Regions from separate parts of the Homo sapiens genome. Here region 1 is linked to region 2. Evidence: chromatin loops called from intact Hi-C (ENCODE). Cell type or tissue: dorsolateral prefrontal cortex. All regions are shown on one strand. Each heading gives the region's core, and the rest is flanking DNA. Links, peaks and the distances in the headings are about the cores only. Region 1 overlaps PRKCB (protein kinase C beta). Region 2 overlaps PRKCB (protein kinase C beta).

Region 1 (12,367 bases), core at 1,181-9,180, 93 kb after region 2:
GAATTTAGGGTTTGGCAGAGCGTACAGGACCTCTTTCAAGCCAGAGCACAGCCCTGTCAGACTTACTCACTGGACATGAATGGGTCAGTCAGCCCTCAGCAGTAACCACCAGCTACCATGTTAAGTATTTGATGTGAATTTTATCAAGTCATTCTCGCCACACCCTACAAGAAACTTGAGCTTAGGGGACTTAGCTAACTTGCTTGAAGGTTGTATAGCTGGGAATTGTTGGAGCCAGGATTGGTACCCAGGTTAGCTTAACTTTTAAGTCCGTGCCACACAATCAGATACATAGTATGAGGCAATGGGATGTAATGGAAAGCCCATGGGCTTTGGAATTGAACAGATGGGCTCTGGATCTTGGCTCTCCTACTTGACCCTATATGACCCTGAACAAACTGTTAACTCTTAAAATTATCTGTTAAGTAGAGATAATCCTTTTCCTGCCTATCTCACAGCCTTGTGGGAATCAAAGCTATAAAAAGATAGGCAAATAGAAGGGATAATTACTATTTGAGGGTGAGTTTACTTGAAGCCAACAATGTGGGTTTAGGATGAATGGTGAAGAATAGATAAGAAAAAAAATGATATTCTGTTGACATGGGAAGATGTTTAGAGTGTATTTCATCTAGTTTCTTTTAAAAAGCAAGCAAAAGAACAGAGTCATGATTCCACCTTTGTCTAAAAACTAAAAAACATCCATTCATCTATTCATCCAGCCATCTAGGATACAAACCAAGATGTTAACATAATACAGAGATTTGGGGTGGCGGGATTAAGAAGGATTCTTTTGTGTGTTTTAAAATTTTTTATGGCCAGGCACAGAGGCTCATGCCTGTAATCCTAGCACTTTGGGAGGCCAAGGCGTGCAGATCACGAGGTCAGGAGTTCGAGACCAGCCTAGCCAACATAGTGAAACCCCGTCTCTACTAAAAATACAAAAATTAGCTGGGCATGGTGATGGGTGCCTGTAGTCCCAGCTACTTGGGAGGCTGAGGCAGGAGAATCGCTTGAACCCGGGAGGTGGAGGTTGCAGTGAGCCGAGATCGTGCCACTGCACACCAGCCTGGGCGACAAAGTGAGACTTCATCTCAAAAAAAAAATTATTATTATAATTCCTTTTTTTTTTTTTTTTTTTTTTAGAGACAGGGTCTTACTCTGTTACCCAGGCTGAAGTGAAGTGGAACAGTCATAGCTCACTGCAGCCTCCAGTTCCTGGGCTCAAGGGATTCCCCGTGCCTCAGCCTCTTGAACAGCTGGGACCACAGGCATGCACCACCATGCCTGGCCAATTTTTAAAAAATTCTTTGTAGAGACAGGTTCTCTCTATGTTGCCCAGGCTGGTCTCAAACTCCTGATCTCAAGTGATCCTTCCACCTGGGCCTCCCAAAGTGCTGGTATTATAGGCATGGCACCACCATGCCTGGCATCTTGGTGCTTTTTAATAGCTTGTTTGTTTCTGCGATAAATGTAGGAGACTGATAGAAGAGTCTGGATCTCTTGTCAAATCTAGGATCAAATCGTGGTCAGATACTTAAACTAAACCCATTTTCTCATTGCACAGCAAGGACTTCATAGAGCTTTTGGGGGGATTAAAGGAGGTAAAGCTTGCAAAACACTTAACACAGTATCTGGCTCATAGTTAGTGCTTAACATACACTATTATTTGTCCATTTGATTTTTTTTCATCCCTGGGTTCTAGAAACGCAGTGGTGAATAAAACAGATGTGATTTTGCTCTCATGTGGCTTACAGTCTAGATGAGAACATAGACAATCAACAGAGAATGAACATGTATTAATAATTATAGACTGAGATATACCAGATTTTATTTCTGTTAAAGAAATGAACAGGATATCTTGACAGAGAATAACAGGAGGGAAGAATGAGAATCCTCTTTATTTGAAGGTGGTCTGGAACAGCTTCTCTGACAGGGTGCCATTTAAACTGAGATCTGGAGGAAATCAAAACACTGGATGTTATTTTTTAATGAAAATTAAGAAAAGCAAGAGCAAAACAAAACAGACTTAGTATCAAACACAAAAGACCCCTCTCCTACTGACTTCCTCCCTAAATAAACATAAGAGATAAAAGATCCCTGATTGTAAGGGACCTTCATTATTAGCAGAAAAAGGAGACTTAAATCTCTCTTTTTTTCTGCCAAAACCCAGACCACAAATGACTTTTTAAAATGATCAAATATGTATGCAGCTTTGAGCATCTGATTCTCCCTGGAGTGGGTCCCTCCTGTATTCGGCTGTGGGAAACTGGAAGGCATAGGAACGACCCTGCATTTCACTGGATGTGCACATGTGAAAAAGAAAGATGCGCTTGTCTTTTTGCCTAGGCTATGTAGCTTGGATGTCTTTTCATCGTGACCTTCTGGTCTTGTTAACCTGAAGGTGTCCTGGTGTCTTGATGGAGGCTGGGCAGGTAGCTCCCCTGAGCCACTAGCCTCATGTTATCAAAGTCGGCTAGGCAACAGACAGCAGGGAGGAGCCTTATCCTCTCCTCCACCATCTTACCTTGTCCATGCCCTCTTTTTACCTCCATTTCTTCTCCAGGCTCTTTCCTTTCCTCCTCCAAAGAAGCAATGTCTCTCTTGCAGGTCCCACTCAAGTGAGATGTCACTCCCTCCAGACAGAGTTCCTGGCCCTTCTTGGGTTCCTTTCCTCTGTGCTCAATGGCAGCACCTGTCCCATGGTCCCATGCAGTGGCCTGTGTGTGCATCTGTGTCCTCTGCTAGATCTTAAGCTCAACGGGGACAAGAACAGGTACCCTCTTATGTATCGCCAGAGTCCAGCATGCTGCTCGGCAGAGGATCTACAACAGCCAAATATTAGCCTTCCTTATTATCCCTTAGCACCAAAATACACGTCAAAGCAGCCACTTGTTTTAGAGTTTTTTTGCTTCATTTTGTTTTGAGACAGGGTCTCACTCTGTCACCCAGGCTGAAGTGCAGAGGCACGATCATAGCTTGCTGCAGTCTAAACCTCCTGGGCTCAAGTAATCCTCCAACTTCAGCCTTCCAAGTAGCTGGGACTACAGGCATGTGGCGTCATGCCCTGAGAAGTTTTAAATTTTTGTAGAGACAGGGTCTTGCTATGTTGCCCAGGCTGGTCTCACACTCCTAGCCTCAAGCGATCCTCCTGCTGCCTTAGAGTGTTTTACTAAGATGAAGCATGTTAAAGTAGCATCAGGCTAACCTTAACAATTTACCCAAATACTCCCATTCTCTTTATTTCTATTTTTCAATTTCTTCCATGATAATTGCTGTCTCATTTAAAATAGCTTTCACAGCTTCTTTTCTTATTACAAAATAATAATAACAATACCTGATTGTTATGTAAATTTTTAAAATATAATCAAGCATAAAGGGGAAAAGGAAAAAATTAAAACCATCTGTAATTCTTCGAATCTCCATAAGCCTGTGTATAAAATGTGTACAGATATTACGTATACATTTGTGTATATAATTTATAGAATGGGAAGATATTGTACACACTGTTAGTAATTATATAACTATGTCATTTAATATTCTTCTACATCTTCTTTTAATTTTTAAGAATGTTTTGCATGGTAATACATCAAATAGATGTATCATTATTTATTTAACTGTTTTCCCTATTGGCCCATAGTAGATTCCCAATTTTTCTTTCCTCTGACGATTCTTTGATGAACACCCTGTATTTTGATGGGGTAAATCCAGGAGTATAGAGGACAGGTCAGGGAAAACCTCGTGGAGGAAGTGACACTGCTCTGGAGACAGAAAGGATGCACAGGAGATAGCTGGATGAGTGGAGAAGGAGTGGAAGGCAAGTGTTCCTGGCAGAGGAGGCAGCCTGTGCAAGGGCCTGGAGTCACCTCCAAGAGTTCATGAGTGTTCTAGGAACTGGAAATACTTCAGTATGGCTGGAGGGTGTCTCAGGGGGTGGGGGACACAGGCAGGGAAGGGGCCATTGACCAAGTGTCCAGGAACAGGTCCTAAATGGCCCCTTAAGCCATGCTAAGGAGTGTGGGCTTTGGGCAATGGGGAGCTATTGCAGATAAGAGCAGGGAAATGGCATACTCCAGTCAGCGTCTTTAAAAGATCCCTTTAGCTGGCCATGGTGGTGTGCAGCTGTGGTCCCAAGCTACTCACAAGGCCAAGGCAAGAGGATCCCTTGAGCCTTGGAATTCAAGGTGGCAGTGAGCTATGATCACGCCACTGCACCCCAACCTGGGTAAGAGAGCAAGACCTTGTCTCAAAAAACAAAACAAAACAAAACAAAAAAGAGATCCCTGTGGCAGTGGTGACCAAGCCAACTCCACATTCAACAGCAAGACTCTGTTATTAATTCAATGAAACAGAAATTAAAAGAGAAGAGAAAAAGAAAAAGAGCTTACGTGTAACAGGTCACAGATAAGCTTTTCAAACTGTCTAGATTCTTAAATTCAGGAGCGTAATTCAACAAATCAACCTTCTTACTCCTCTCCTTAATCCTGAAAGAGGTGCTTGTGGTTTAAATAACCCAGTTGGTTTCTGGCCCCCATTCCTGTTCCAGGAGCCCCATTGATGTACCCTGATGACAAGGGAGTCGGATTTTCTTTTTTTTTTTAAGCTGAGTGAGGCTGAAGTGTTCACCCAAGACAAGCCAGAGAGGCAGGTGCAATCCATGGTGCGTTTTTAATTAGATCCCAGCCACTGAGCTGCCCATACTTCAAGGACACAGCAGGCAGGAAACTGATCTGGGCTGTGTCTCCCAAGGGCTGACGTCTCCATTTAGGGAGCGCTCCTGAAGCTAATGGTCAGTGACAGCTCCATTTGAAAAACACAGAAACACTTAACAGGGAGGCTGTGATCTGCCAGCCCTGTAAGCTGCTGATTAGCAGGGAAATCACGCTCCCTCTGTATCGCACCCCCTTGGTTAATCCCTGTTCTTGTGTCTCCTCTGTGCTATCTCACTTAAAGATTTCATTGTTCTCTGAGGCAGGAGGGAGTGGGGAGAGGGAGGGGGAGGTTGTGGAGCTGCCAGAAGCTGTTTCACTGTCTCCCATCACAGCCTCTGGGGAGGCCCAGGCGAAGAAACAGCCTTCTGGTGTGGATGGGAAATTGATGGTTTTTAAAGAAAAATGGTCCCTGAAGATGCTCTGTGTCTCAGCAAATGTGCTTCCTAGACTGGCTGGCTTGGGTTCCAACACCCAGGCCAAAGAAAAACACGCACGGGTCTGCCTTATAGTCACACCAGGATGCCATACCAGCAGTCCCTGCCACCATCACCTCTTTGTTGTCTGCTCTGCCTCCCCTTTCTACAGTCCTAAGCCACCATTCCTCTCCTGTGGATGACTGCGGCAGTCTCTCCCCGATGCCACGGCCACCAATCTAGCTCCCCAAACCTCTGCAATCCCCACACTGCAGCTGAGGGGACTCCTTGACGTGTCCTCTGGAATTTTGAACTTATCAAAAAGGAAAGCAAATACTAAATTTCCCCCCTCAAATAGGATCTCCTCCTCGTGTTCCTCTCTTACTAAATAGCTCAGGCCAAAAATGCCAGGGTCACCAACAATGCCTCTCTTCCTCACATACCCCACACCCAATCCATCAGCAAATCTTGTCAACTCTGAATTCAGAATATACCCCACATCCGAATGCATCTTTCCATCCCTCCACCAATCACCTTCCTTCAAGCCCCCATCATTCTTAACTGGATTATCATAACCACCTCCTCACTGGTTGTACTGTTTCCACTATTGTCCCCCGCTCATTTAATCTATCCTTGTACACCACACCAGTGATCCTGTTTAAATGTAAATCAGGGCCAGTCTTGGTGGCTGACACCTGGAATTCCAGAACTTTGGGAGGCTGAGGTGGGAGGATCACTTGAGGATAGGAGTTCGAGACCAGCCTGGGCAACATAGCAAGACCCCACACACACACCCTGTGTCTACAAAAAAAAAAAAATTAGTCCTGCGTGGTGGTGCACACCTGTAGTCCTAGCTACTCATGAGGCTAAAGTGGGAGGATTGCTTGAGCCCAGGAGTTTGAGGCTGCAGTGAGCTGTGATCATGCCTCTGACTCAAGCATGGGCAACAGAGCAAGACCATGTCTCTAAAACAATGAAATATTATAAAAACAAAACATACGTCATCATATCATTCAGGGCTCAACATTCTCCAGCAGTTTCTCATCTAGCTGAGATGAAAATCCACTGTCCTTACATGGCCATCAAGGACCCTGCTCTGGCTCGTGGCCCGCTGTGTGGCCCCTTGGTCACTCTGCTCTGGCCATACCATACTGACCTCATTGCTGCTTGGTGACTGTGCCAGGTGAGCTCTGTCTTGGGGCCTTTGCACTTGCTGCTCCCTCTGCCTAGCATGCCTTTCCTCCCGACATCCAAAGGGCACCCTCTCTCACTTCACTGAGGTCTTGCTCAAAGGCCATTTCCTCCAAGCTGAAAATGGCATCACTCTCACTCCATCCCCTGGACTTTCTTCTTCTTTTTTTTTTTTTTGAGACAGAGTCTCATTCTGTCGCCCAGGCTGGAGTGCAGTGGCTTGATCTCCGCTCACTGCAACCTCTGCCTCCTGGGCTCAAGTGATCCCCCCACCACAGTCCTCCTGAGTAGCTGGGACCACAGGTGTGCACCACCACACCCAGCTAATATTTGTATTTTTGGTAGAGACGGGGTTTCACCATGTTGCCCAGGCTGGTCATGAATTCCTGAGCTCAAGTGATCCACCATCCTCGGCCTCTCAAAGTGCTGGGATTATAGGCGTGAGCTACCCTGCCCGGCCTTGGCTTTATTTTTCTTCACATCACTTATCTCCCTCTGGCACTAAAACATATATTCACATTTACAGTTACAGTCTCGTTTGTTGCTTCTCTTCCCCAGTAAAATGTAAGTTCCATGAAGCATGGATTTTGTATCATTTTCTACTAGCACAGAGCCTGGCATGTAGTGGGTGCTCAGTAAATCCGTCTTGAATGAGAAAATGAATAAACAAATGAATGAATCTGGACAACAATTCTAACCACAGTGAGTTTACCGAGGGGTCATCCTTCTGTGGGAGCTTCCCTCCACTGGCCAGCAGAAAAGACCCCAGGTCTTCATACTATGTCAGAGAGTTCTCATTTTCTGAGACCTGAAGCCAAGATAACAAAAACAGCAGAAACAATTTAGCTTGGAATGACAAATAGGTTTCCTTAAGTCTGACAAGAGTCTTTTAAAAATTCAAGACTGTTTCCTTAGTATTTAAAACTTAAACACCATGCAAATGCCCTATTATAGGAAACATACGCTGTCTGTCTGTAGGGATTTGTAGTAGAAAATGGGAACTAAATAATACTTGGAGCCATGATGCGTTGATCACATACTCAGTACCTGTTACTTGCATTCTCTCATTTTATCCTCATATCACAACCCCAGTGTGATAGGAATTAAAATTGCTCCCATTTTACAAAAGAGGAAACTGAAACTTTAAGGAACTTGCCCAGAGTTGCACAGATAGTGGGTAGCATAATGCCAGGGTTTGAATTCAGTCTACAGACTCACTTTTTTTTTTTTTTTTTTGCGATGGAGTTTCCCTTTTGTTGCCCAGGCTGGAGTGCAATGGTGCCATCTCAGCTCACTGTAACCTCTGCCTCCTGGGTTTAAGTGATTCTCCTGCCTCAGCCTCCCGAGTAGCTGGGATTACAGGCACCTGACACCACGCCTGGCTAATTTTTTGTATTTTTAGTAGAGATGGGATTTCACCATGTTGGCCAGGCTGGTCTCGAACTCTTGATCTCAGGTGATCCACCCGCCTCGGCTTCCCAAAGTTCAGGGATTACAGGCATGAGCCACCGCGCCCGGCCCCAGACTCACTTTTACTCAGATAAGAAGTGAGCAGGAGGCAGAGGCTCTTGGAGACCTAAGTCCCTTGCATGCACAGCAAATACTTCTGCTTCCCTCAACAAAAAGGCTTTGAAGAAGAGCGTGCACCTCTTGACTTTCTCAATGTACCTTCACTCCTCCAGCAACTGAAGTTCAGTGGCAGCCCTCCATTTCTCATCAGTATCACCCCAGTTGCCAATTGCAATGATCCTTTTTCGGCAACTCTCCTATTTGACCTCTGAAAGATATTTTAGTTATACCAATGCCCTTCACCTGGGGTTTCTCCCAGTCCTTAGCTTGGCTGATACTGTTCTCTCCTGGTTCTCCTCCTGCTGTCCTAAGACACTTTAAGGAGCATTTTTATCATGGGCAAATGGAAATAAAACACCTATTTCACAGAGTTTTTACATGAATGAAAAAGGTCATATATTCAAAAACACTTGGCAAATGTCTGTTTCATTGAAAGTGCTCACTGGTTTTTATTACTCTTGTTATCTCTTTCCACTCCCCATATTCTGTGCTTTAAAAAAAAAAAAAAAAAAAAGGTTTTTCAAGACCTCTCTCCTCCTGTGCTTTTTTTTCCTTTTTTTTTTTTTTTTTTTTTTTTTTCCTTTTTGGAGTCAAGGTCTCAATCACTGCCCAGGCTGGAGTGCAGTGGTACAATCCCTGCTCACTGCAACCTCTACCTCGCTGGCTCAAGCAATTCTCTCACCTCAGTTTCCTGAGTAGCTGGGACTACAGGCATGCACCACCATGCCCAGCTAATTTTTTAAAGACAGGGTTTTGCCATGTTGGTCAGGCTGGTCTCAAACTCATGACCTCAGGTGATCTGCCCACCTCGGCCTCCCAAAGTGCTGGGATTACAGGTGTGAACCACCACGCCTGGCCCAGAACCTGTGCTTCTGACTCCCTCTGGTCATCACCAGGACTCTCATTGGCCTCTCAAAGTCGTTATCCAAAATGGAATTAATCATCTTTCTCAGTTTTCACACTTTCTCTGTCTCAGTTCATACAACCACAGTCTCTGTCATTCAAACCAGAGACTTCATCATCCCCATCCTTGTCTTCCCGCTGGCCCCTTCCCCACTTCATTAGTTAGTCAGCCACCAGGCTGCCACCGTACTTGTATATTTATTTATTTATTTATTTATTTATTTATTTATTTATTTATTTTGAGAGAGAGTCTCGCTCTGTCACCCAGGCTGGAGTGCAGTGGCGCGATCTCAGCCGACTGCAACCTCCGCCTCCCGGGTTCAAGCTATTCTCCTGCTTCAGCCTCCTGAGTAGCTGGGACTACAGGTGCCCATCACCACGCCTGGCTAATTTTTATATTTTTAGTAGAGACGGGGTTTCATCATGTTGGCTAGGATGGTCTCGATCTCCTGACTTTGTGATCCACCCGCCTCCTCCTCCCAAAGTGCTGGGATTACAGGCGTGAGCCACTGCGCCCAGTCACTGTACTTGTAAAAATGGAGCCAGGAACTTGGGCTCTGATGTCAGATGGACCTGGTTCATCTTGCTCTGCTATTGGTTTGCTGAGATTATGAACAAATTACATAGTCTCCGTGGTCTCAGTTCCGTCATCTATAAAATGGAGATCATAATAATGCCCACTTCATAGGGCCATTGGGAAGATTAAATAAGGTAATGCAAGTAAAGAACTTTCCAGTAAACAGCATTTTGCACTGGTATATAGCAAATGCATAATAAATATCAGCAGTCATAATTGTTATTACTCCTACTACTATTATACTATTAGGTTGTGGTTACCTCGTAGAGATACTGTGTTGAAAACACATAGAGCTTTTGTGCAAATGGGTTTTGCTGGCAAAGAACAAGGAACCCCAAATTAGCGGTTTGCCCCTTCTCATTAGGTGGGAATTAGCATGTACAGGTGTGAGCACCCATGCATGCATGCACACATTTGCAGACATGTACATACACATATGTGTTATAACTCTGCCTCAGATGGGGGCCTTTTTAATATAGAAACACCAGCAGGATGGGTGAGAAATGGCAATGGTTTTCTCTCTAGAACCTGATTGCTTCACCAAACAATGGTTTGTATTTCCTCCCACATCCCTCCTTCCTAATTGAAGAGGGAATGGCTGAATTTACCTCCTGGCACCTTGCATTTGATGTTCAGTGACTGATCCAGCTAACCAGGGGCCTCGTGGTTGCCCAGGCGTTGCAAGCATCAAACCCAGATCTTCACTGGGATCTTCCTCCAGTGGCTGGAGTTTATAAATTGTATTCTGTTGAGTTGGAAAACATCCACTGCTCCTGATTGAGAGCTGGAGGACAGCACTTTGAGGGGTCTGCTGCTATAAATACTGGGATCTCCCAGGTGATGTATAAATGGGTCACTACTTTGCATCTTGCACCACCTGAAACATCTCAGGTGCCTTAATCCCATGTTTTCCAACAGATGAGCTTGGCTGACTTCTCGGGGTGGGTTGGGGGGACATGCCACATGCCTCTGGCCCCACCATCTCATGCCTTTGCCATCCATCTCCTGACTGGCCAGAAGGACACCAGGAGCAGCTCATGAGCTACAAAAACTGAAGGTCGGGAACCCAAGGTCGTGCACCAAAGGTCATGAGAATTTTGCATTTTATGTTGCTCTCATTTCTGATCATTTGAAACAACCTCTCTGAGTTTCTGAAAGGGAAGGGAATGGAGAAAAGCACACCCAATTATGCTAGGTTCTGTTTTATTTTGGCTTTTGTTTTTGTTTTTTTTCCCACCCACCACAAGTTCTTTTCTTCCCCTCTCATAGTGTGGGCGAAATGCTGAAAACTTCGACCGATTTTTCACCCGCCATCCACCAGTCCTAACACCTCCCGACCAGGAAGTCATCAGGAATATTGACCAATCAGAATTCGAAGGATTTTCCTTTGTTAACTCTGAATTTTTAAAACCCGAAGTCAAGAGCTAAGTAGATGTGTAGATCTCCGTCCTTCATTTCTGTCATTCAAGCTCAACGGCTATTGTGGTGACATTTTTATGTTTTTCATTGCCAAGTTGCATCCATGTTTGATTTTCTGATGAGACTAGAGTGACAGTGTTTCAGAACCCAAATGTCCTCAGGTAGTTTGGAGCATCTCTATGAGATGGGATTATGCAGATGGCCTATGGAAAATGCAGCTGCATAATTAACACATTATCAAAGTCCTCTTACAATTTATTTTCCGCAGCATGTCAGCTAAGTAGACCCAATGGGGAGAGAAAATGCCTGCTTTCTTTCCCTCTTTTTCTGCACTGCCATATTCACCCCCAACCATCCAATCTGTGGATAATTGGATGTTAGCGGTACTCTTCCACTTCCGGGCCTGGAGCTTGGCTTGTATCCAAGTGTATGGTTGCTTTGCCTAAGAGGAATCCCTCTATTTCACCTGTTCTGGAGGCACCAGACCTTGAAAAGAACATGCTCAAAATAAAATGTTATCTGTTATTTTTGTAAACTCAAAGTTAAGATGATCAAAGTTCTAAAATTCCAAGAATGTGCTTTTAGACGGTCTCAATCTAAAAGCACTTCAAGGGGTCAAAGGGCAACCAGCTTGGGTGCTACCTCAGTGTTGTAGTTTCTGATACTTTATGTCTTTGCTCACCCTCATCCCCAAACTACTTGAAAAGGGCATTTGGCACCACTCTCTGAAACAACACAGTCACTCTAGCAAGGCCCCCAAAGGGCCCTGGTTTTACATTACATTTCAAACTTTATTTGCTTTGGGGTTTTGTTTCTGTTGTTGTTCAAATGCAAAAAAAAGAAAAAAAAAGAAAAAAAAAGGTGACTCACATTGTTACACATGCTTTAAAATATGTATTCAAATGTTATTAACCACAATGACGACCTGCTTTGATTTAACCAAGAAGACGGCTGCGGAGCCTAGCAGACTCAGGCCTGTGGGAATGGGATTTGTTACAAATCTAGGTTTGTTACTGGCTTCAGAAAGCTAATTAAGTGCTCTGAAAAAGACACCGTTTCTTGAAACAAAGATGGTTGTATTCCTCACTTTGATGTTGTTTTGCAAGATGTTTGTGGAAATGTTCATTTGTATCTGGATCTCTGTTATGTGCCATTTTTCTTCTAGCATCGAGATACAATAAAAAAAAAAAAAAAGAAAAGAAGAAGAAATACTATTTCAAGGAAAACTGCTCTTTTTGAGAAACGTGGACCTAAACTACAAAGTGGGAACTGAGGAGGGAACTCAGGAGAAAGGAACTAACTGCGGAGCTTTAATCTTGGCCCCAGTGTTCAGCCACTCGGAGGGGCGGGGGCTGTGGCCCATTCAGGGGCTGCTGGTGGGCTGTAGTGGGGTGGGATGACCTGGCCAGAGCCAACGAGGATACTGGAGCCCAAAGTCAAGTTTAGAGACCAGCTGGGAACGTGAATGGGGCTCTTGATTTTCTTATCAAAATCACCACTCCTCCCAGCTTGGACTAAATATTCTTTCTAGCAAGCAGCTTTGTGAGCTCCCTGAAGCCCAAGGAAACCCTTCGGTGGGAGAAATT
Region 2 (12,367 bases), core at 2,178-10,177:
TTTTTTTTTTTTTTTTTTGAGAGACAGGGTCTTGCTTTGTCACCCAGGCTGGAGTGCAGTGGTGCAATAATAGCTCACTGCAGCCTTGACCTTCTGGACTCAAGCGATTCTCCTACCTCAGCCGCTCAAGTAGCTGGGACTACTGGCATGCGCCACCATACCTAGCTAAATTTTTTTAATTTTTTTGTAGAGACAGGGTCTCGCTATGTTGCCCAGGCTGATCTTGGACTCCTGGCCTCAGGTGATCCTCCTTCCTCAGCCTCTCTAAGTGCTAGGATGACAGACATGAGCCACCACGACGACCTGTTTATCTTTTTGTTTGTTTTGTTTTGTTTGTTTTTAACAATTATTTTCTATTTGTAACAAGTGATATTGAATTTCCTTCCAAGGAAGAAATAAAAAGTGTCCTTTAAAATTAAATTTATTATTAAAAAAGTAAAACAGATATTTCAACGCTGATATACAAATCTAGCAAAATCCACAAAGGTAGCATCTGAATGGATAAAGTTAAAGTTTACCCAAAATAGCTCTGTTTTCTTTCTATTACTTTAATTTGTAGGAATCCCTGGAAGTCCCTGCTGTGTGGATAGCACCCTTCTCGATTTCCAGCAAAGATACAGATGCTCTCTTGTTTTTATATTTCTTTTGGTAATTTCCGTGGAATTTTGGAAGAAAATTTGGAATATTAAATGTGGAGGCGTAGAGGCTCAAATTGTCTTCTCTGCTTTGAATCACCTAGCCCATTTTTGGAAGCTGCGTAAGAAGATTCGTGAATGGAGAGAAAACATTGTGATGAAAATTTTAAACTTTGGTTAGGAATGATCTTTGAGAGCGAGGAGTTTTGGGGTCTTTTTTCTTTCCCACTGATTCAAATGCTTTTAGAATGTCCCTTTTCTTTCCTCACACTCATCTCATCCTCTTACTAGATGAAAAAATCTTTGTGGTCAAGAAACAAACTGAAGCCCCCATGTTTATTATTATATTAGTAGTAGCTGGGCATGGTGGGATGTGCCTATAATCTCAGCTACTTGGGATGCTGAGGCAGGAGGATTGCTTGAGCCCAGGAGTTCAAGACTGGCCTGAGCAACATAGCAAGACCCTATCTCTGCCAGAAAAGAAAAAAAAGAAAAAAAAAACAGCCAGGTGTGGTGGGATGTGCTTTTAGTCTCAGCTAGTTGAAAGCTGAGGCCGGAGGATTGTTTGAGCCCAGGAGGTCAAAGCTGCAGTGAGCTATGATTGTGCTGCTGCACTCCAGCCTTGGTGACAGAACAAGGCCCTGTCTCTAAAATAATAATAATGACATTAGTCACAGTAATAATAATCATGATGATGCCACTAATTGAATACTTGCTGAATGCCAAGTGCTGTGCTTATCATTTTACATGCGTCATTACATTTCAATTTCACAAGAATTCTATGAAAAAGGAATTTGTATTCCAATTTATAGATGAGAAAAACAGAGGCCCAGAGAGGCTAACCAGCCTGTCTAAGGTTATGAGATGAGATTTGCACCCAGACATGGTTTGACTCCAGGGCTTGTGCGCTTAACCACTAAGGGATGCCGTTTCTCAAAAAGGCTGACTACAGCACATTTTGGGAAAACTTTTGCAGAGAAAATAGCATCATGAAGTCAAGTCCATGGTCACCTAAATGCAGTTGAGTGCCAGGATGGCAAAGTGGCACCCTATGCACCCTATGTAGGGTGAAAGGTAGAAATGCTGGAAGAGCATGACAAGAGTGTATTTACAGTCAGGCAGTGGGGGTTGCAATTTGGGAGGATAGGGTGAGAAGATCACTTGAGGTCAGGAATTCAAGACTAGTCTGAGAAACATAGCCAACTCCCATCTCTACAAAAAAATTTTTTTTTGTTTAATTAGCTGGGCATGGTGGCACATGCCTATAGTCCCCAGCTACTCAGGAAGCTGAGGCAGGAGGATCGCTTGAACCCAGGAGCTCGAGGCTTCAGTGAGCTGTGATTGCACTATTGCACTCCAGCCTGGGTGACAGAGTGAGACCCTATCTCTAAAAGCAACAACAACAATAACAACAACAACAAGAAATTTACGATGAGGGATCTTCATAGCATTCTTTCAGAATAAGAAACTACTTAATGGACAAAAAGTAGGTAAAAATATACAGTAATTTAACGATATAACTAAGAAAACTGTGTAAGTGTGTATAGAGAGAGAGTGAGAACTTTGCCTCCTATGTACATGTGATATACATTTTTTTTCTGCTGTCCATGGAAGAGTTACAAAAATACATAGTGTACCTGGTAGTGTACCATGCACACTACCCCCACCCAACATACTGAAAAACAAACCAAAACAAACCAAAAAACCCTCAACGTATATTTTTTCAAGTAGAGCTTTATATAGGCCTCCTTTTCATATGCTGATCAATAAAATAATACCGAGTCGAGTCATGAAATGTGTCCCACCCCCTTGTCTCCCTTCAGGTTTAAGTTACTGAGCCAGGAGGAAGGCGAGTACTTCAATGTGCCTGTGCCACCAGAAGGAAGTGAGGCCAATGAAGAACTGCGGCAGAAATTTGAGGTGAGGTTTCTTTTCTTTTTCTCTTCTTTCTTTTTTCTCTTTCTTTTTTCCTTCTTTCCTCCTGCTCCCTCCTCTTTCTTTCTCTTTCTCTCTTATTCTTTTTTCTCTCCTTCCTTACTTCCTTCTTCCTCTCTCTTTTCTTTCCTTCTTTCTCCTTTCTTTCTTTCTTGCTTACTTGCTTGCTTTCTCGCTTTCTTCCTTTCTCTCTTGCTTTCTCTTGCTTGCTTTCTCGCTTTCTTCCTTTCTGTCTTGCTTTCTTTCTTGCTTGCTTTCTTTACCCCCCTTTTCTTTGTTTTTTCCTTCCTTCCTTCCTGCCTTCCTTCCTCTCTCTTTCTCTTTCCCTCTCATTCTTTCTTTTCTTTCTCTCTCTGTCCTTCCTTTGTTTCTTTCTCTCTCCTTCCTTCTTCCTTTCTTCCTTCCTTCCTTTCCTCCCTTCCTTCTTTCCCTCCTTCCTCCCTCCCTCCCCCCTTTCCTTTCTTTCTTCCTCCTTCCTCTCTCTTTTCATTCTTTCTCCCCTTTCTCTCTCTCTTCCTCTCTCTTGTCTCTCTCTTCTTTCTTCATCTCCTTTCTTTCATCAGTGGGAACCAGTTAGGTTTGCTGCTGTGCTGATTTTCCTGTTTATGGCATGGTTTCTACTAAGACTTTTCATGACTCTGAGCCTTTGCAAGGTTGTTTTATCTCCTAGAAAACTCTGATTAATCCTTCAAGACCCCAATTAAATGCCCTTGCCTTATGAAGTTATTCCTGCTTCCCTGTCTGCATTCAGGCTTAGACATTTCTTCAAAAGTGCTCATTCACTGCCCACCATTTTGATGGTGACTTGGACTGGAATGGTAGTCATGGTGAATGAAAGAAGTAGACAGAGGGCCGGGTGCGGTGGCTCACACCTGTAATTCCAGCACTTTGGGAAGCTGAAGCAGGCAGATCACTTGAAGTCAGGAGTTGGACACCAGCCTGGCCAATATGGTTAAACCCAGTCTCTACTAAAAATACAAAAAAATTAGCTAGGCATGGTGGTGCACGCCTGTAATACCAGCTACTCGGAAGGCTGAGGCACAAGAATTTCTCTGGGTGGCAGAGGCTGCAGTGAGCCAAGATTGTGCCACTGCATGATCAGTAATGCTCTGTTGCCCAGGCTGCAGTGCAATGGTGCGATCTCGGCTCACTGCAGCCTGGGCAACAGAGCGAGACTTCATCTCAAAAAAAAAAAAAATAAGTAGACAGAGAAGTGATATATTTTGGAGGCTGAGTCAACTAGGCTTGCTGATGGATGGAATCTGGATTGGCTCTATTGACAGAATGATGCTATATAGTTAACGAATGGAATTGATTGTGCTAATGACTTCATGAAATACCCTGGGGGTAGATCTTCCCAGAGAATAGTTTTATCAAATGGAAAGCCCTTGGCTGTGACCTTGAGTTACATTGCTGGCTCTGCTCCTACCTGAAATAAATCCCTTTCCTTCTACGGGGACAAATAAACACCATTTTCAGCTACCTAAGAGCAGCAGGTGTATAGGACACATCCTTGCTTTACAAAGAAAATGTTTGGGGGAAGATAGGTTTGAATACTTACATTATATGTGCATTGAGTGATTTTAGTAGTTTCCTGAGGAAAAGCACATTATTTTGTTCCCACAAACTCAATACACTGAGTCTGGTGGGAGATGATCAATTCTAGATAAACCATGATGGCCTACTAACTCCCCAAAAATGTATATAATAGCATAGCTAAAATGAAATTAATTTTTATTATTGTTATTCATCAAATAATGACACACACAAATAAAAAAAAAACGTGTAAAGACCATGTAAAGTCCTGGGAAAGAGAGGTCAGGTACCTTGAGAACATGTACAAGAGAAATGTCACGTAGTTTGAGAGAATGGGGAGGTGTCAGGAAGGAAACAGCAATGGAAGTTTACCATGTAAAAAGAGGGGAAAATGTATTCTGTTCTGCAAACAGCATGTGCAAAGGCCCTGTGGTTGGGGGTTATATAGCAGCAATGTGAGACTGAAAGAAGACCAGCCTGGGTAGAGCAGAGAAAGCCAAAGAGAGTCCAAGGAAAGGCTGAGGAAGTAGGCATGAGTCACAGTACGTAGGGCTGTGCTGGCCTTGACAAGGATTTTAGCATTTATCCCAAGAGTATTTATCCCAAGGACTTTAGCATTTATCCCAAGAGTATTTATCCCAAGGATTTTAGCATTTATCCCAAGAGCATTTATCCAAGAGCATTTATCCCAAAAGTATTTATCCCAATGATTTTAGCATTTATCCAAAGAGTATTTATCCCAAGGATTTTAGCATTTATCCCAAGAATATTTATCCCAAGGATTTTAGCATTTATCCCAAGAGCATTTACCCAAGAGCACTTATCCCAAGCGTATTTATCCCAAGGACTTGAGCATTTATCCAAAGAGTATCTATCCCAAGGATTTTAGCATTTATCCCAAGAGCATTTATCCAAGAGCATTTATCCCAAAAGTATTTATCCCGATGATTTTAGCATTTATCCGAAGAGTATTTATCCCAAGGATAGCATTTATCCCAAGAGCATTTACCCAAGAGCATTTTTCCCAAGACTATTTATCCCAAAGATTTTAGCATTTATCCCAAGAGCATTTACCCAAGAGCATTTATCCCAAGGATTTTGTTTTGTTTTGTTTTGTTTTTTTGAGACAGAGTCTTTCTCTGTCACCCAGGCTGGAGTGCACTGGTGAGATCTCGGCTCACTGCAAGCTCCACCTCCTGGGTTCACGCCATTCTCCTGCCTCAGCCTCCCGAGTAGCTGGGACTACAGGTGCCCACCACCACGCCTGCCTAATTTTTTGTATTTTTAGTAGAGATGGGGTTTCACCATGTTAGCCAGGATGGTCTCGATCTCCTGACCTCGTGATCCGTCTGCCTCGGCCTCCCAAGTGCTGGGATTACAGGCGTGATATCCCAAGGATTTTAGCATTTATCCCAAGAGCCCAGTTACCACACGTGGTATATTTCAGTACGTCAGAGTTGGTTGCCTCTGTTTGGTTACGGGGCTTTGAGTTCTAGGGCTCTAAATTGCAGACATGAAAAGGCAGCCATTAGTGAGTGTATTCCTGTTTCTGAGGGCACATCGTACACAGCAAGATAAAGGACAAGTTTGTTTGTTGAAAGAAACAAACTATCAAGTTTGTTCTCCCCTCAACTTGATAGAAATAGCGCTTAGGGGCCAGGCACGGTGGCTCATGCCTATAATCCCAGCACTTTGGGAGGCTGAGGCAGGAGGATTGCTTGAGCCCAGGAGTTCGAGACCAGCCTCAGCAACATAGCGACCCTACCTCTATTATTAAAAAATATATATTTAAAAAAAAATAAAAAAAGAAATAGCACTTACGTATTCCCAAATTCCTTGTCTTGAGCCTATGCCCACCCGACATGCTGGAAGATAGTGATAGTTCTGACCCAGTGGGGTCCTCCCTTCCTGGGAACAAGTGGAACAGACACATTGGCCTTGAGCTTATCAGTCATTCTCCAGTGACCTTGATAACAGAGGCTTGTTCCCAAAGTCTTGGACTCAAGCCCAAGTGAACTGAAAAAAGAACCTTCCCTCCAAGTAGAACTAAAAACTGGATACTGTTTGATAAAAATTAAGACAGGAAGGCAGTCTTTCCAGAGAACACTTTCTGTCTCTTTCCCCCAACTTGCTGATGAAGTGGTATCATTTGCTGCTGTTATAGAAATGTACTATTACGGGTGAAAAACACAAGGCCAGTATTTTCTTGTATATAACCAAGTCTCAGTTTTGCAAAATGATTTTTTTCTGTCCTGGGGCAGCTGGGGTGACATTTCAGAACACCAAGGAAAAGATTTGCTACACAAACAGAGCATTTGTCTGGGCCAGTAATTGGCTTGGAATAGGAGACTGTTTTATCCGCATGCAAGAAATTGTGTCCCTTTCTTTCTAGCAAGAGCCTGCAAATGCTTGTTTATGCCTGAATTATAATCGCTGCATACTGTACTTGTTGATTTAAAAAAATGTTTCCAACAGACCGAAAATTGTTCTCAGGCTCACAGAGGAATTTCAGTTGACCTTGAACATGAGAAATGTAATCCCTGGGCGATAACCAATTAGCACCCGGAATGACTCAGAAATTACTTTCAAGCCTCTTATCTGGAGGAATTCTGAGTGACAGTAAAATCGAGCTGCTAGAATTGGGGTAATAGAATTTCATGGTAGTGTGAGCTTGGCGCAGTTACCACACGTGGTATACTTCAGAACATCAGAGCTGGCTGTTTGCTTAGGGGGCTTTCAGTCGACCGTGGGCTTTGGAAAAGAAGACTCCATTTTGGATGGCGCACAGTGGGATTTCTCAGAGTCTTAAAATTTATTTGTATAACAAAGTGCTTACTGTGTGCCATTTATGATTCTAAGTGCTTTGCAAATATTAACTCAGGTAATTTAATCCTTACAACAACCTAGAATGGTAGGTACTATTATCACGCTATTTTACTTTTACAAATGAAGAAACTGAAGCCCACAGAGGTTTAAGTAACTTTATAAGGTCCCAGAGCCAGTCATTGTCCTGGGTTTGGGTTTTCCCAGAAACAGACTATAAGGATTCAAGTGCAAGTACTTTATTTGAGAGGTGATCCTGGAAGCACCATAAGTTAATAAGGAAGCATTGCCAGAAAAGGTGGGAAACCAGGAAAGTAAGTATTATCAAGCAGACTACTGCTGTGGGCAGCTAGGGTTTAACCCTGCTGGAGAACTCTCAAGTCAGCGCGGAATGCATGCCTCAGAATTTCCCAATCAAGGGACAGGAAGCTGAGGGGTTATCCGTCGGCTCCCCTTCCGTTGCAGGCTAAGGGCTGCTCCCAGGGAAATCCACTCACCCGCACTTTCAATGTGCCCTGTGCGCTGTGCCCGCTCCTATAACCAGAAAATAAGCTACAGGCAAAGAATCACAGGTGTTTGCTGTTAGCAGCCCTAGGTGTAGAGAGCAGCATGCTGGTGGTGTCTTGGAGGAACACCAGCGATTGTACCTGTGCAATGTAGCCTAATGGTTAAGTGTGATTGCTTGAGAGCCAGACTGCCTAGATTTGAATCCCAGTTCTGCCACCTCCTTGCTGAGTGGCTGTAAGCAAGTTGCTTTGTCTCTCTGAGCTTCTGATTCCCTACCTGTAAAATGGGGAATTATAGCACTTCTTACCTCATGAGGTTATGTGAGGATTGAATGAGGTAATGCGTTTAGCAGAGTGTCTCACATGTCATACATATCCAGATGTTAGATGCTAGCATCATGGTGGTTGTTATAATTATTGTCTCCCCCTTCGGGATAAATAAAGCTCAGAACATCCTCTTTCTGGGCTTTGGAAGGGCTGCTTGGAGGTTAGGGAAAATCTACAGGGACTCCTAGCCTACAGAGGTCCCTGCCCCACTGCTGGGTAGCTGGGAGTGCCTGTAGTAGTTCCTTGTAGGGGTGGAGTGGCAGAGGAATCTGCAGTTTTAGCCAGGACAGGCATTCATCATCGGGAGTGGAGCCCAGAGTCTGGCTGCCAGGGCTTCTCCACTGTCCCCTCGTGCTGTCTGGAAGGTGGCTTGGCTCTTTGCTCAGAAATGCTATTTGCTTTCTCTCTTAGCATTGAGTTCTAGGGCTCTAAATCGCAGACATGAAAAGGCAACCATTAGTGTATTCCTGTTTCTGAAAGCACATCCCACACAGCAAGATAAAGGACGAGTTTAATTTGTGCCTCAATTTTAAAATGTTCGCTCTTTGATGCAGTGTGTGCTAGGCATTGTCCCCTTGGAACAATGGGATATTTCAAAGGACAAAGGACAGGGCTCCTGTCCTCTGAAGGCTCACTGAGTAGGGGCCACAAACCCAGGTGTTTTCAGGAGCCAGGCAAACAACAAGAAGGCGAAAGAGCTTGGCATCACCCAGTGTTAGCAGATCCCCTTCTTCAAAAGAAGCTGGGGATCTGGGTTTTCATATCTCCAAATTTTCAACAGTTGGCAACTAATTAAATATTAAAATGACAACAAACTCTGTGCAGACCAGACCAACAGGGTTATCAGACTTCTTTTTTTTTTTTTCCAGGGTTATTAGACTTCTGATCTAGATTCTAGAAGTTAAATTAACATGCCCATGAGAAAAGTTATAAAAGCAAGCTGGGAGGGAGGGAGGAAAGAGGGGTGCCAGCCCCAGATTCAGAGGAGAGAAGGGAGTTTCTAGTGCTGAGGGATGAGGCTGTTAGCTGCTCCTTGAAGGACAAGGAAAAAATCAACCCCTCTTCCCACCCCCCCAAAAAAGTCCTTATCTGTCCACTACGCAAAGTCAAATGAAGAAATCAGGAAGTTTGAGGTCCGTGCTCACGTTTCATGGGGAGTGTGTGCTGGGACCCGCAGGTGGATGGGAAAGTTCCCAGGATGGGAAATGGGAACTGGGGCAGGCAGGACTTGGATCTTCACAGTCTGGAGAATGGAGACTGTGAATCAGATGGGTCCTGAGCCAGGATTCAAAGAAGGCAGGACACATGGTGCTAAGGTGATGGGGCAGCAGGGAGGGGAGTAGGGAAAGTGTTTGGGTCAGGCCAGCTTGGGGGTGATGATTTAGGAGGGTGTGAGGACATAGCCCGAGAAAGGTGAGACGGCTTCTGTCCTACCCTGGCTCTTTTGTTTGCAGTTTCCATTGCAAATAAGATGACCTTGTAGTTTTAACTACCCCCTCGTTGCCTCTACACCCCAAATCTCTGTCTCCAGTCCAGATATCTTTGCTCAAGCCCCAAACCCATGTATACAACTGCTTACTGGGTATTTACACTTGGGTTAAACCTCAACATATCTTACTGCAAAGTAAACTGACCAAGTATATTCACAGCAGCGTTGTTAGTAGGCCGAAAGGGGAAACAACTCAAATGCCTGTACACAGGAGACGGGATAAACATCAACAATGAGTGCCATTCAGCAATACAAAGAGACAAATTACCGATTTATGCAAAAACATGGATGCATTTCAAGAACATTTTGATGAGTGAAAGAAGCCAGGCACAAGAGTACACACTCTACAATGCTGTTCAGATGAAATTCAAGAACAGACAAAACTGACCTATGGGATAGAAACTGGAACAGAGATTGCCTTAGTGGCGGGGGTTGCGGGGGGCGTCGACTGGGAACTTTTGGAGGGTGATGGAAATGTTCCGCGTCTTGTTTGGGGTTTGGGTTACATGGGTGTGCACATTTGTCAAAATCTACAGAACTGTGCACGTGAGATTGGTGCACTTTGCGGTGCCCACCTCAAGTTTCAAAACATGAATAAAGAGAAAATGGCGGATGCTTTGTTAGCCATGGTTCCTATATGGTAACAGTGGAATATGCACCCCATGAGGGAGAAATAAACCTTGAAGTTTTAAGCTGCTGTGGGGAAGAGGGGATCTCAACATGCCTGAAATCACACCGGTCATCTCTGCCCACCCTCTTCCCCACACTTCCAAACTTGCTCCTCCTCCGCTTCTTCTCATCTCAGTGGAAACAACCAGCATCCTGCCAGTTGGTCAGAACAGAGGCTGGGGAGCTGTCCTTCATCTCCAATCTCCCTTCTCCCTTGCCCAATCTGCTACCCATCTGGGGTCAGTCTGTCTCCCAAATAGATCCACTTTGTTCAGTCTACACTGCAGACAACTGAGTCCATCATTTTTTTTTCTTTTAAGACAGGGTCTCCCTTTATCACTCAGGCTGGAGTGCAGTGGTGCAATCATGGCTCACTGCAACCTCCAACTCCTGGGCTCAGGGGATCCTCCCACCTCAGCCTCCCGCGTAGCTGGGACTACAGGCACACACCACCATGCCTGGCTCATCATTTCTCTCCTTGATAATGCAGTGACTTCCTAGTGATCACTCAGCCCACGTGCTGGGGGGTCTCCTCTCCACTCAGAGTGACCTGTTAAATATGTATGGTCATACCATAGCCCTGCTTCAAACCTTTCAAAGGCTGTCTGTCATGCTCATAGTCAGCCTGAATTTCTTAAGGTCCTTTCAACACTTTGTCTGCCTCCTGTGCCATATCTGCCTTGCATTTCATGATCCAGCCAGACGATGTTTCATTCCTTGAATGTGTCTTCCCCTCTGTTCCATAAATGCTGTTCCTGCTGCCAATACCAGTTTATCTACTTCAGCAACCCCAACATACCTTTTGGACACAGTATGGAGGACCCAATCCCAGCTAGAATGCACGTTTTTTCAGAGTATCTGTATCCATTTTGCCCTCTGATGTATCCTCAGCACCTAGAGGAGCACTTAGCATGTAGCAGGTACTCAACAAGAATTTTTGATTTGTTTGTTGGTTTGTTTATGACAGAGTCTTGCTCTGTTGCCCAGACTGGAGTGCAATACAGTGATCAGAGCTTACTGCAGCTTCCAACTCCTGGGCTTAAGGGATTCTCCTGCCTTAAGCCTCCCAAGTAGCTGGGACTACAGGCCCACTGCCACCATGTCCAGCTAATTAAACTTTTTTTTTGAGATAGGGTCTGGCTGTGTTGCCCAGGCTGGTCTTGAACTCCTGGCCTCAAGCAGTCCTGCCTCAGCCTTCCAAAGCTTTGTGATTACAGGCATCAGCCACCACATCCAGCCTCAATAAATGTTTTTTGAATGAATGAATGAATCTTCCCTGATATTCAAAACTTTGGAAAGATTTATTTTGCCTCTTTATCTTCAAAGCAACCAAATAATGCAACAATAATAATAGCTACCATTCACTGAGCATGTGTTGTGTGCCAGGAATGATACTAAGGACTCTGTGATACATCATTTCATGTCATCATCTCCATGTCTTGAAAAGGTGATGAATGTTTAGGAAGCTTCAATCACCAAATGCAAATTAAGTGCCTTCTCTGTGCCATACTCCTCTAGGTACCAGGGAAACAGTGGAAAGCAAAACAGACAAAATCCTTGCCATTGGGGAGCTTACATTCTGGTATAAGGAGAAAGATGATAAATTGGGAAACAAGTAAATATATGGTTTGTAAGATGGTGACAAGTGTTTTAGAGAAAATCAAGTAAGTAAGGCGGATGGAGATTGCTGAGAGCAATTTTATGTAGGGTGTTCAGGGAAGAGCCCTCTTATCAGAGGTGAGAGAGTTCTGGGGAAAGAGTGCTCTGAGCAGAGGGAACAGCAGGTGCAAAGGCCCTGGGGTAAGAGCATGTTTGGTGCATTCAGAGAGCAGCAAGGAGGCCAGTGCGGAAGTAGAAAGGAGGCTGAAATCAGAGGGGCTCAGTCATCTGTGGCCTTTGGCTTTTACTTTGAGAATAATGGGATGGTATATATATTGGGCAGAGGAATGTTATGACTTAACTGATGTATTCTGGGCCACACAGCTGATTCATGTCAGAGGATTCTACCACGAGGCTTTTTTTTTTTTTTTTTTTAGTGAGAGAGAGATGGGATCTCACTCTGTCACCCAGGCTGGTGGGCAGTGGTGTGATTATAGCTCACAGCAGCCTCTAACTCCTGGGCTAAAGCAGTCCTCCCACCTTGGCCTCCCAGGTAGCTGGGATGACAGGTGCACACCACCTTGCCTGGCTAACTTTCTTTATTTTTGTAGAGACAGGGTCTTGTTATGTTGCCCAGGCTGTTCTCAAACTTCTATCCTCAATCGAATCTCCTGTCTCAGCATCAAAAAGTGTTGGAATTGCAGGTGTGAGCCACTGTGCCCAGCCACACATGAGCTTTTAACTCCACAGTTTTCTCTCTGCTAAACGTGAATCCAGTAACGAAGTCCTGGCAGCTGCAGGTCTCCCACTCATGGCTTCCAGTTTTTGCCTCATTCCAAAGCACCTGC

What was found. Peaks named below come from ENCODE experiments on the same cell type or tissue, not always from the same donor. Only the 100,000 strongest peaks of a DNase experiment are listed, where the experiment ranks them.
Region 1: it touches region 2 in a loop (2.7-fold over the local background); 2 of 110 quality-filtered maps call a loop at or near these places.

Annotation. Positions count from the first base shown.
Region 1 is chr16:24,204,027-24,216,393 of GRCh38, forward strand. It overlaps PRKCB (protein kinase C beta), which reads left to right. Exons shown (of 17, transcript NM_002738.7): 17 at 10,632-12,367. The coding sequence ends at 10,790. Among named protein-coding and RNA genes, the nearest start is that of MIR1273H, 7.1 kb to the left of the region's middle. RefSeq lists an enhancer at 4,559-5,118. In dorsolateral prefrontal cortex, for the core only: no CTCF peak of the experiment used is centred there; DNase peaks (open chromatin) are centred at 4,945 and 7,813; H3K4me3 peaks cover 1,214 bases; H3K27ac peaks cover 2,248 bases.
Region 2 is chr16:24,110,515-24,122,881 of GRCh38, forward strand. It overlaps PRKCB (protein kinase C beta), which reads left to right. Exons shown (of 17, transcript NM_002738.7): 8 at 2,459-2,555. Among named protein-coding and RNA genes, the nearest start is that of MIR1273H, 86 kb to the right of the region's middle. In dorsolateral prefrontal cortex, for the core only: no CTCF peak of the experiment used is centred there; no DNase peak of the experiment used is centred there; H3K27ac peaks cover 4,633 bases.